Regions from separate parts of the Homo sapiens genome. Here regions 1, 2 and 4 are each linked to region 3. Evidence: chromatin loops called from intact Hi-C (ENCODE). Cell type or tissue: HepG2. All regions are shown on one strand. Region 1 overlaps UGT2B15 (UDP glucuronosyltransferase family 2 member B15). Region 2 holds the start of UGT2B10 (UDP glucuronosyltransferase family 2 member B10). Region 3 overlaps TMPRSS11E (transmembrane serine protease 11E). Region 4 holds the start of LOC105377265 (a long non-coding RNA gene).

Evidence for each region. Hi-C counts contacts between places; a loop is a spot of excess contacts. Peaks named below come from ENCODE experiments on the same cell type or tissue, not always from the same donor. Only the 100,000 strongest peaks of a DNase experiment are listed, where the experiment ranks them.
Region 1: a loop joins it to region 3, with 7 times the contacts of the local background. A loop is called at or near these places in 5 of 110 quality-filtered maps.
Region 2: a loop joins it to region 3, with 8 times the contacts of the local background. A loop is called at or near these places in 2 of 110 quality-filtered maps.
Region 4: a loop joins it to region 3, with 5 times the contacts of the local background. A loop is called at or near these places in 2 of 110 quality-filtered maps.

Annotation. Positions count from the first base shown.
Region 1 is chr4:68,655,685-68,658,184 of GRCh38, forward strand. The region is part of intron 3 of UGT2B15 (UDP glucuronosyltransferase family 2 member B15); the gene reads right to left. Among named protein-coding and RNA genes, the nearest start is that of UGT2B15, 14 kb to the right of the region's middle. In HepG2, no CTCF peak of the experiment used is centred here; DNase peaks (open chromatin) are centred at 627 and 1,117; H3K4me3 peaks cover 754 bases.
Region 2 is chr4:68,814,300-68,816,799 of GRCh38, forward strand. It overlaps UGT2B10 (UDP glucuronosyltransferase family 2 member B10), which reads left to right and starts at 1,695. Exons shown (of 6, transcript NM_001075.6): 1 at 1,695-2,438. The coding sequence starts at 1,721. It also overlaps the pseudogene LOC100422189. In HepG2, no CTCF peak of the experiment used is centred here; DNase peaks (open chromatin) are centred at 1,481, 1,762 and 2,175; H3K4me3 peaks cover 739 bases.
Region 3 is chr4:68,497,110-68,499,609 of GRCh38, forward strand. TMPRSS11E (transmembrane serine protease 11E) reads left to right here. Exons shown (of 10, transcript NM_014058.4): 10 at 1-495. Among named protein-coding and RNA genes, the nearest start is that of TMPRSS11E, 51 kb to the left of the region's middle. In HepG2, a CTCF peak has its summit at 1,495 (motif pointing right); a DNase peak (open chromatin) is centred at 1,502.
Region 4 is chr4:69,059,311-69,061,810 of GRCh38, forward strand. It overlaps LOC105377265 (a long non-coding RNA gene), which reads right to left and starts at 1,945. Exons shown (of 5, transcript XR_001741714.2): 1 at 1-1,945. It also overlaps a transcript of UGT2B7 not described here. In HepG2, a CTCF peak has its summit at 1,480; no DNase peak of the experiment used is centred here.

The DNA.
Region 1 (2,500 bases), 160 kb after region 3:
AGCTGTCTCCCATTTCTGGACCGAACAAATGTTCATCTTATATATGTTGATTGATGTCTCATGTATCCCTAAAATGTATAAAACCAAACTGTCCCCCCACCACCTTGGACACATGTCATCAGGACCTCCTGAGGCTGTGTCATGGGTGCACATTTTCAACCTTGGCAAAATAAACTTTCTAAATTATCTGAGAACTGTCTCATATATTCAGGGTTCATATTTTGGTAACCATGAAGAGATTCTGAGTGGAGGTTCCCTGACCTTTGATAAATGTCCTATCAGTGCTTGGTACCAGCATGAGCTAAATTTATGGCTCAAACAAAGAAGACAATTGGCTGAGGTCTGGGAGCAACCCCTCCAGAGAATCTCTGATACCCCAAAATTCAGACAAGATCTGAAGTTTATTTTGCTGTACAACTCCTTTTTGTTTTTTTTGGAGTTTTACTTGCTTCCTACAAGAAAGGCAAGATTTCCTGTTTCCATGACAATGGAAGGCAGGTAACTCTATGGAGTTTGAGCTCGCTCCCAGGAGGGAGGATGAATTTGAGGTTTCTTTCCTGATTCTAGGATGGCAGAGGGCAGTTTTGGCCTGAAACCCATCCGTAGGTAAACAGCTGAATTGCGGTTTTGTCTTGGTTAATGTTTAACAACTAGCTGGACTTAATTTCTCCTTACCATTACAGTGCTTAGTGATCACATTTCTGGGATTTTTTTTTTTTTTTGTACATTCCAGTATTTCTCCCATCAGATTTGATGAACTTTACCTGACTTGATCAAATCTGAGTGAGAATTCCAAATTGTGGGTAACAAAGCCTGTCTAATTTGGCTAAAATTCTTTGCAGACGCAAAAGAGAAAACAAAACAAAACAAAACAAAACCTAAAAACCATGCTCTTGGTTTCTGTGTTTGCTTCCTGTCTTTAAAAAAACAAATGTTCTTTTGTTTACTTTTCCTCCACCCTATACCTCCTTTTGCCTTTTGCCATTTGCAGTATGAAAAATCTAGAGAAGGCTTCTAATGACTTGAACTCTTTTAAAGAATTCAGAACAAAGGCACCACTCACCCCTTTAGGGGTGTCTGTTTTCTTTGTGGAGTTCCAAGAGTTGTGGGCAGATTTTTTTCTCAGTCCAAAGCTCTGTTTTCCTATGTTGAATGACCTGATCTCTTTGGCTTTGAGATTACCACAGATTACCTTGTACTGTGAGAGGATTTTACCTTGGCATGTGTAATGGCAGACGAGTTACAAAGTAGGGGGTGGCTGAGTACAGTTTACTGGAAGTAGTATTGACTGTTGCTATTTTTTTCCTCCTAGGAAGTTGTTGTTTAAGAATCCTAATTCTAGTTTGGAGATGTGTTGTAAAGGGTCTCCTCTATTGTTTTTATTCCCCAAATTAATCTCATTTGGCTTGTCTGTGTGGATTTGTGTGAGAAACTGAACTGTGGTTTACATAGGAAAATGAGAGACTGAGTTTTCTCAGCTCCAAAGTGAAAGGGCATCTGCTCCTCCCAGGCAAAAGGCACCCCTAAGCAACTGGGGGCCTTGTGGGAGTGTCTTGGGGTTGACCCCCTGTGACATGGAGTGGCCCTGCAGGGAAATCCCCAATAAAAATTAACTTTTAAAAAAAGGCTAGTCCAGGAAACACATATGAGGGCAGATCACCCAGCATTTTGAGCCCTCTCAGAGGTCATACACCTCTGGAGAGAGAAACTGAGACATGTAAGAGGGTGGAAACAACTCAGTGGTGACACACTGTGGAGTACTGCCCACAAGCAGCACACATTGATTCACCACACATAAACCCTAGGCCACAGCTCAGTTCCTCCTTTTAGGAAAAAAAGTGGGAAACAAATAATCTAAGAATGATGAGAAAACAAGAAGAATGACCCCCTGATATCACTTGGTAGGTTTTATGACACCTCTACTTGGCAGAGTTTATGTAAAATGAAGGTAATACGGTCTTTGTGCACATATACATTAAGAACCCTAGGTTGTCCTGCAAGCTATAGAGTTCCTAAGTTCTCTCTTTTTAAAAAAAATTCTTTTCTTCTTGCTTTAAATTTGCTTTTATTTTTCTATTAAGATAAAAACCACACTATGGATTCAACAGGTTTTTGTCTGCAAGCTGGTCAATTTTTTTTATCTCATGGCTAAAGTTCTGAAGTAAAAGCCATAGAATCTTTTGTGTGTGTGTACATGTGTTTGCATATATTTAAAAGGCCATTATAATTTCTATAATTTTATGTTTAATAGGCAATTGAATCCATTTTATTTTCCTTCCAGCACACCAAATTTTTTGTCTCTGTACCTTATGATGTAAATTTTGCTATTTAATTTTCACTTGGTTTCTTTTAATATGCAAATGTAAGACTATTTAGCTTACAACTGCCTATGGTGATCAAGTATTCATACAGATTACCTATTGAAACAGGTTATCAAGAATTTGGAAGTCTAATATGGCAAAATGTAGTTTTCATAAATCTATAAGATGTACTTCTATTG
Region 2 (2,500 bases), 320 kb after region 3:
CATTTTGGCATATGATTCAAAGATACAAAAAACACATATTATGAATGTTCTGATACTGTTCAAAAGCTCTGTGAGTATGCTGTTTTGAACAAGAAACTTATAAGGAACAACAAGATTCCAGAATTTATGTCATTCTTGCAGATGTCATTTCTCATTAGTGAGCTGCTATCTGAACAGCTTAATCTGTTAAACATTTGTTATACATTTGGTCTACTATCATCCATTTACAACTGGCAGTATGTACCAAGAACTCTGTGGAGGACTTTCATTACCTCCTTCTGATGTAGCTGTTGTCATGTCAGAACTTAGTACCAAAATACATTTACAGAAAGATGAAAAATCTTTTGCATTTTCTTCATTTTAACTTTGCATTTGATAATTTTAACAAAAAGAAGTGTGATCAGTTTTACAGTGAAGTATTAGGTAAGTTAGTGGTTAATTTATTCCCTTTTCCCTCCAATATGTGGAAGGAAACTTTCCTTTCTTTGTGTCTGTTAGAGTGTGTTAATGAATTAAAATAGAAAATAACCTTTTTTGTTATTTGAAAGATGAGGTTTGGCAAGTTGGTGGAGACACTGAAACTCTCATACATTGTTGGTGAGAATAGAAAATTATTCACCCACTGTGAAAAAGTCTAGCAATTCCTCAAAAGTTTACACATATATTTACCACATAATTCAATAATTGCCTTTCTAGGCATATACCCAAGAAAAATAAAAACATGTCTACAGAAAGCATGTACATCAATGTTAATCAACGCTATTCATAATGGCCAAAAGTGGAAGAAAAACAATGTCCGTACACTGATAAATGAATGAATAAATAAATTGTGTTTATAAGTAGCATCTGATACTATTTGGCAATAAAAATGTGAACGCTATTTATAATGGCCAAAAGTGGAAGAAAATCAATGTCCATCCACTGAAAAATGAATAAATAATTTCTGCTTATAAGTAGCATCTGATAAAAAGCAATAAAAATGAAATCCTTATATACACTATTCTATGGATGGTCCTTTAAAAACATTAAACTAAATAAAAGTAGCCAGCCACAAAAGACCACATATTATATAGTTTCATTTATTTTTAAAAAGATCCTGAATAGGCATATTTGTAGAGGCAGAAATTAGATTACTGGTTGCCCAGTACAGTGTGGGTGCAGAAATTCAGGTGGGGAGATGACAGTTAATATACAGGATTTTTTTTTTTTTTAGATAAAACTGATTGCTATGTTGGATGCACAAGTCTGTGAATTTACTAGGAAATATTTAATTTTAAATAATCATTCATGAATCATATGGTATGTGAATTATACTTCAACAAAGTTTTACAAAATATTCCTTGAACCAAGATATTCAAAAATTCTATTTGCATTGTATAATTACTTCATCTCTCATTCTGTGTCAAGGGGCCTGCAGGACTCTCTCACTTGCCACTGTTCTTGACACTATTATAAAATACATTATATAAAACACGATATTTGCAAGGTCATTAAACTTAGGTGGATGACACCAAATATAAACATAAAAGAAACATCAAACATCCTTGAGTAAATATGAAGTAATCGAACTTTGTCTCCTTGCCATCCATGTACTCAGGATGCTCATATAATGTATTTACTTTGAATTGAAGGAGTTATGTTTTAACTTGATTGATTTATCTCTGTATATAAGTATGAGAAAGAAACAGTGACTGGAAAAGAATTATCACATTGCACAAGGATGGCTCTGAAATGGACTACAGTTCTGCTGATACAACTCAGTTTTTACTTTAGCTCTGGGAGTTGTGGAAAGGTGCTGGTATGGGCCGCAGAATACAGCCTTTGGATGAATATGAAGACAATCCTGAAAGAACTTGTTCAGAGAGGTCATGAGGTGACTGTACTGGCATCTTCAGCTTCCATTCTTTTTGATCCCAACGACTCATCCACTCTTAAACTTGAAGTTTATCCTACATCTTTAACTAAAACTGAATTTGAGAATATCATCATGCAATTGGTTAAGAGATTGTCAGAAATTCAAAAAGATACATTTTGGTTACCTTTTTCACAAGAACAAGAAATCCTGTGGGCAATTAATGACATAATTAGAAACTTCTGTAAAGATGTAGTTTCAAATAAGAAACTTATGAAAAAACTACAAGAGTCAAGATTTGACATCGTTTTTGCAGATGCTTATTTACCCTGTGGTGAGCTGCTGGCTGAGCTATTTAACATACCCTTTGTGTACAGTCACAGCTTCAGTCCTGGCTACTCATTTGAAAGGCACAGTGGAGGATTTATTTTCCCTCCTTCCTACGTACCTGTTGTTATGTCAAAATTAAGTGATCAAATGACTTTCATGGAGAGGGTAAAAAATATGCTCTATGTGCTTTATTTTGACTTTTGGTTCCAAATATTTAATATGAAGAAGTGGGATCAGTTTTACAGTGAAGTTTTAGGTAAGATTTTTTTCAATTAGTAACATGAAGCTCTAACTTATTTGTGTCTTTGAAGCACAACT
Region 3 (2,500 bases):
TGACTTGTTGACATAAATTTGTAATGCATATATACAATTTGAAGCACTCCTTTTCTTCAGTTCCTCAGCTCCTCTCATTTCAGCAAATATCCATTTTCAAGGTGCAGAACAAGGAGTGAAAGAAAATATAAGAAGAAAAAAATCCCCTACATTTTATTGGCACAGAAAAGTATTAGGTGTTTTTCTTAGTGGAATATTAGAAATGATCATATTCATTATGAAAGGTCAAGCAAAGACAGCAGAATACCAATCACTTCATCATTTAGGAAGTATGGGAACTAAGTTAAGGAAATCCAGAAAGAAGCCAAGATATATCCTTATTTTCATTTCCAAACAACTACTATGATAAATGTGAAGAAGATTCTGTTTTTTTGTGACCTATAATAATTATACAAACTTCATGCAATGTACTTGTTCTAAGCAAATTAAAGCAAATATTTATTTAACATTGTTACTGAGGATGTCAACATATAACAATAAAATATAAATCACCCATTTGCTTGACATTATGATATGATAATCCACAAAGAAGGGGAAGATGGGAAAAATGTTACTAGTCAATTTATTGTAAATTTTTTTAAAATTTGAGGCTAGGATGAAAATTAATTTAATAACAATCAGCATGCTTATGTACTAAAATAATTGTGTTGTGGAATGGGAGGGAACGAAGAGTTCAAACAATTGACTGGAAAGGTTTTATTCATCTAAGACTTTCCCAAACAGCAAATCCTTGAAGGGAATGAGATCCAGGTGTTAGTGTACAGTCTAGTCATGCAACTGAACTGGGGCTCAGACCTCTATTTTGAGATGATTGTAGATATTTTTCTTCCCCTGCTGCTGTGTTTACAGTTCATACATGGTTAATGGTCCTGTTAGACTCCTCTTCGCTGAGATGGAAAGATACCATAGAGAAAATATCCTGGAAGCTGCCTCACTGCTGCATCTAGTGTGACACTGAATGGCTAACTGCCTGGATAACAAAACTGAAGAGTAAAAGCATGATATTGGCCACCTTCATGATTTTTAGTTTTGGTAAATTATTACTGAGCTGTTAGAGACACAGCTTTCAAGTAATCCAGACCGTAATGAAGTTAGGACTGGTACCATGATGTACGGCATGTTAATGGTGAGATTTCACCAAGTCTGTCCTCATTGCATATAGCTACTCATATAAGTTCTATATTGTACAATAATTACCCTGAAAACCAGTATTGCCACGAAAAATTTAAGTTTATTGATCTGAATAACACTGGAGTATGAACTGATAACATTTAGGCACTTGGCAAAAATATGAAAACTGACATGAATTGATAGTGCTAAATATTTTGCATAAGCTATTTTTGTTTCATTTAGCAAAATGCTCTGGGAAAAAACAAAATTGAGGAAAACCTTGAATTTTAAGCAAGGATATAAGTACCTTTAAAACTACTCTCAGTGTTCTGTTAAAAATGGATTCCTCTTGTTTCAGTGTATTCTGTAGTTGGGCCTCTAGGTGGCACCCACAAGCTGTAGGAAGCTATGGGGAAGCCTGACATCAAGAAGGATGTCTAGATCTGTAAGTAATAATGAGAACTGTACCTGAAATTAGAGTCTCGTGAAACCAAAAGAATACAGTTTTTCTTTGCAAATGGCGTTTAAAAATTAATTCGTGTTGATTTACATCATTATTCGTATTTTTCAAATTTCTGGACATTTGATTCCAAACTAAAATAAAATTTATGTTGCATGATTTGAGGAACTCCCTCTGCAAAAGCACCTGGAGCAATTTAAATTAAGAAGAAATTTTAAAAGCTTAATTTTGCAATGACATCTTATTCCTAAGAGAAATACTTTTGATATTTCCTTCTACAAAGGATTTGAGAAATAGAAGTTTGGGTCAAAGTGAAAATATGAGCGATAGTTCAAACTTTATGTACATAGAGAAATAGGTAATACATTTCTAAAATGGTAACTTCTTTTGAAAAGTAATTACCAAAGGGTTTTATCTGCATGTCTGTGTTAACTGTTTCATTGGAGATAGTTAAGAAGATGTGACGATAATATTTATTACTTTTTTCAAGAGGGCAGGCAGTTCCTCTTCTATATCTTCGATCTCTCTTCCTACAGCACTAGTAAAGTACTCTGTATATAACAGTCCTTCAATAAATGTTGTTGAATGACTCTTTTATTTTTACATTATGCAGAAAACATAGCTTTATTATTATTTACACATTGATTTTTAAAAGTAATCCCAGATTTTACACTGAGTGAATTAAGCCGGTTACTATTTATCTAAGCCTATAATCTCACCCGTAAGATAGAGATGATATTTGCTCAAATGATTGTTGTGGAAATAAAACTGTGAATGTTTAAAAAGTGCTTAGCACAGTTCTTGGAACATTAGTAGGTGTTCAAGAGACCATAGTAATAATAACTGTTGCTATAATGAAACTACACTCTTGTTTTAAAAAATATGGTATTTGATTATAACAGGCTGAATACCTTTTTTTTTTGAAATGAC
Region 4 (2,500 bases), 560 kb after region 3:
GAGGTGTGTTATAGGAGGATGAGAAGTCCAACCTGAATTCTCATCCCAAATGGTTCTGTTCCTTTGCTGGGAAGAGACCTACTTCAAAAACTGCAGGTACAGATTACATTTGGGCCACAAGGGAATGTAACTTTAAATCTACCTCACCCGGAGGCTATGATGTTAACCCGTACTGTACCATAGGCTGAAGAATAGAGGCTATATGCAAAAAAGACTCTGGAACCAAGAGTAAATGAAATGCCTGGGTTGCTTACTAAAATTCCCAGAGTTTGGGCTGATAGTAACCCACCTGGACTGGCTGTAAGTCAGGCACCAGTGGTGGTAGAGTTAAAATCCAGTTCAGGTCCAACAGTACCTGCTACTCCCTGAGGCCATACTGGGTGTCCGCAAATATTTAGAGTCTTCATAAACATGGAATCATAGTCAAATGCCAGTCACCATGGAACACCCCTCTCTTGCCAGTGCGGAAGCCGTCTGGTGAATATAGACCAGTACAGAATTTGTGTGTGGAAAACTAGGCCACGGTGACCATCCACCCAGTGGTGCCAAACCCATATACTTTAATGGGACATATTCCAGCAAGTGCCACTTGATTTACAGTCCTAGATTTAAAGGATACATTTTTCCGTCTCTGGCTTGCACCAATTAATGAGCCTATTTTTGCTTTTCAATGGGGTAAATCACAGTACACTTGGACAAGACTCCCACAAGGATTTAAAAACTCTCCTACAATCTTTGAAGAGGCACAGGCCTCAGACCTTAAAGCATACACCCCACCAAACAGTGACTGTGTCTTGCTCCAGTACATTGATGATCTTCTTCTAGCAGCCCCGACCTGAGAGGACTGCTTCGAGGGGACCCAAGACCTCCTGCACTTGCTATGGAAGGCAGGATATAAAGTGTCAGGGAACAAGTCTCAAATCTGCTCTGAAAGTGACCAGTATTTAGGCTTCTATATAAGCCAAAGGAAAAGATGGCTTGGTAGTGAACAGAAGCAGACCATTTGTACACTTCCTACTCCAACCACCCGGTGACAAGAGAGTTCCTAGGGCCAGCAGGGTCCTGCTGCATCTGGATCCCAAATTTCTCGCTCATGGCTAAGCCATTATATGAAGCCACAAAGAGGGGAAAAAGGAGCTCCTCCTCTGGGAGGCTGACCAGGAGAAGGCCTTTAAGGAAATCAAAGAAGCCTTGACTCAGGCCCCAACTTTAGGACTGCCAGATCTAACTAAGCCTTTCTTTTTATATGTCCATGAGCAAAAGGGAATGGCCGTAAGAGTTCTAACTCAAGCCATAGGATTGTGGCATCACCCGGTGGCATACCTATCCAGGCAATTGAATTCTGTGGCACCTGGATGGAGTCTTTGTTTTAAGACACTAGCTATCACTGCTCGGCTGGCACAGGAAGCTAATAAGCTGACTTTAGGACAGCAAGTGACAATCCAGCTACTGCACTCAGTTATAACTTTGATGGACCAAAGGGGGCACCATTGGTTTTCGAATCCGAGAATAACTCAATACCAAGGGCTCCTATGTGATAATCCCTGTGTAACTTTAGAGACTGTGAGTACCCTAAACCCAGCTACCTTGCTCCCCATTGAATCAGTGCCAGGAAGCCCCCTTCATTGCTGAGTGGATGTGGTAGATGAAGTGTTCTCAAGCCAGAGAGATCTGACAGATCGGCCCCTCGGAGACCTGGACATTGAATATTTTACTGATGGGAGCAGCTTCATACTAGAGGGAGTCCACCAAACTGGGTATGCAGTGGTGACTTTGGACTCAGCAGTAGAGGCACAGTCTTTGTCTACAGGAACTGCCTCTCAGAAAGCAAAGCTGATAGGTCTTATAAGAGCTCTCTGGCTAGCAAAAGACCAGAAGGCAAATATTTACACAGACTCTAAATATGCTTTTGCCACTTTGCATGTTCATGGGGCTATTTACAAAGAAAAAAGACTCTTAACTCCTGGAGGTAAAGAAATAAAGTGTAATGAAGAAATTCTACGGCTCCTGGATGTGGTATGGGCCCCCAAACAGGTAGCAGTAATGCACTGTAGGCAAAAGGCAGGAACATTAGAGGCTAAAGGAAACAGAAAGGCAGACAAAGAGGCAAAGCAAGCTGCAATGGCAACTCCACCTTCTATTCTAAAGAAGAAGCCTTAGCTATGCCTCTCCTCCTGGAGATTCCCCTTCCAGGGACCCCAAGCTACACTCCAAATAAAAGGGCTTGATTTGCCCAGGAAAATGGGAATTACGTTGAAGGAAGATGGTGGAAATTCTCCAATGGGAGGCTAGCCATACCTGAAATCTTGGCCCCCAGATTTGCAAAACAGTTCCAAGGAACTCACATGAGAAAAACGGTGCTAGAGACATGATTAGGGTGTCATTTCTATGTGCAATGGCTCACCGCTATTACTTGAGCCATTTGTAAACAGCGTTTAACTTGTGCCCAAAACAACCCCTGAAAAGGGCCCACTCAGCCCCCGGGAATTCAGGAAAAAGG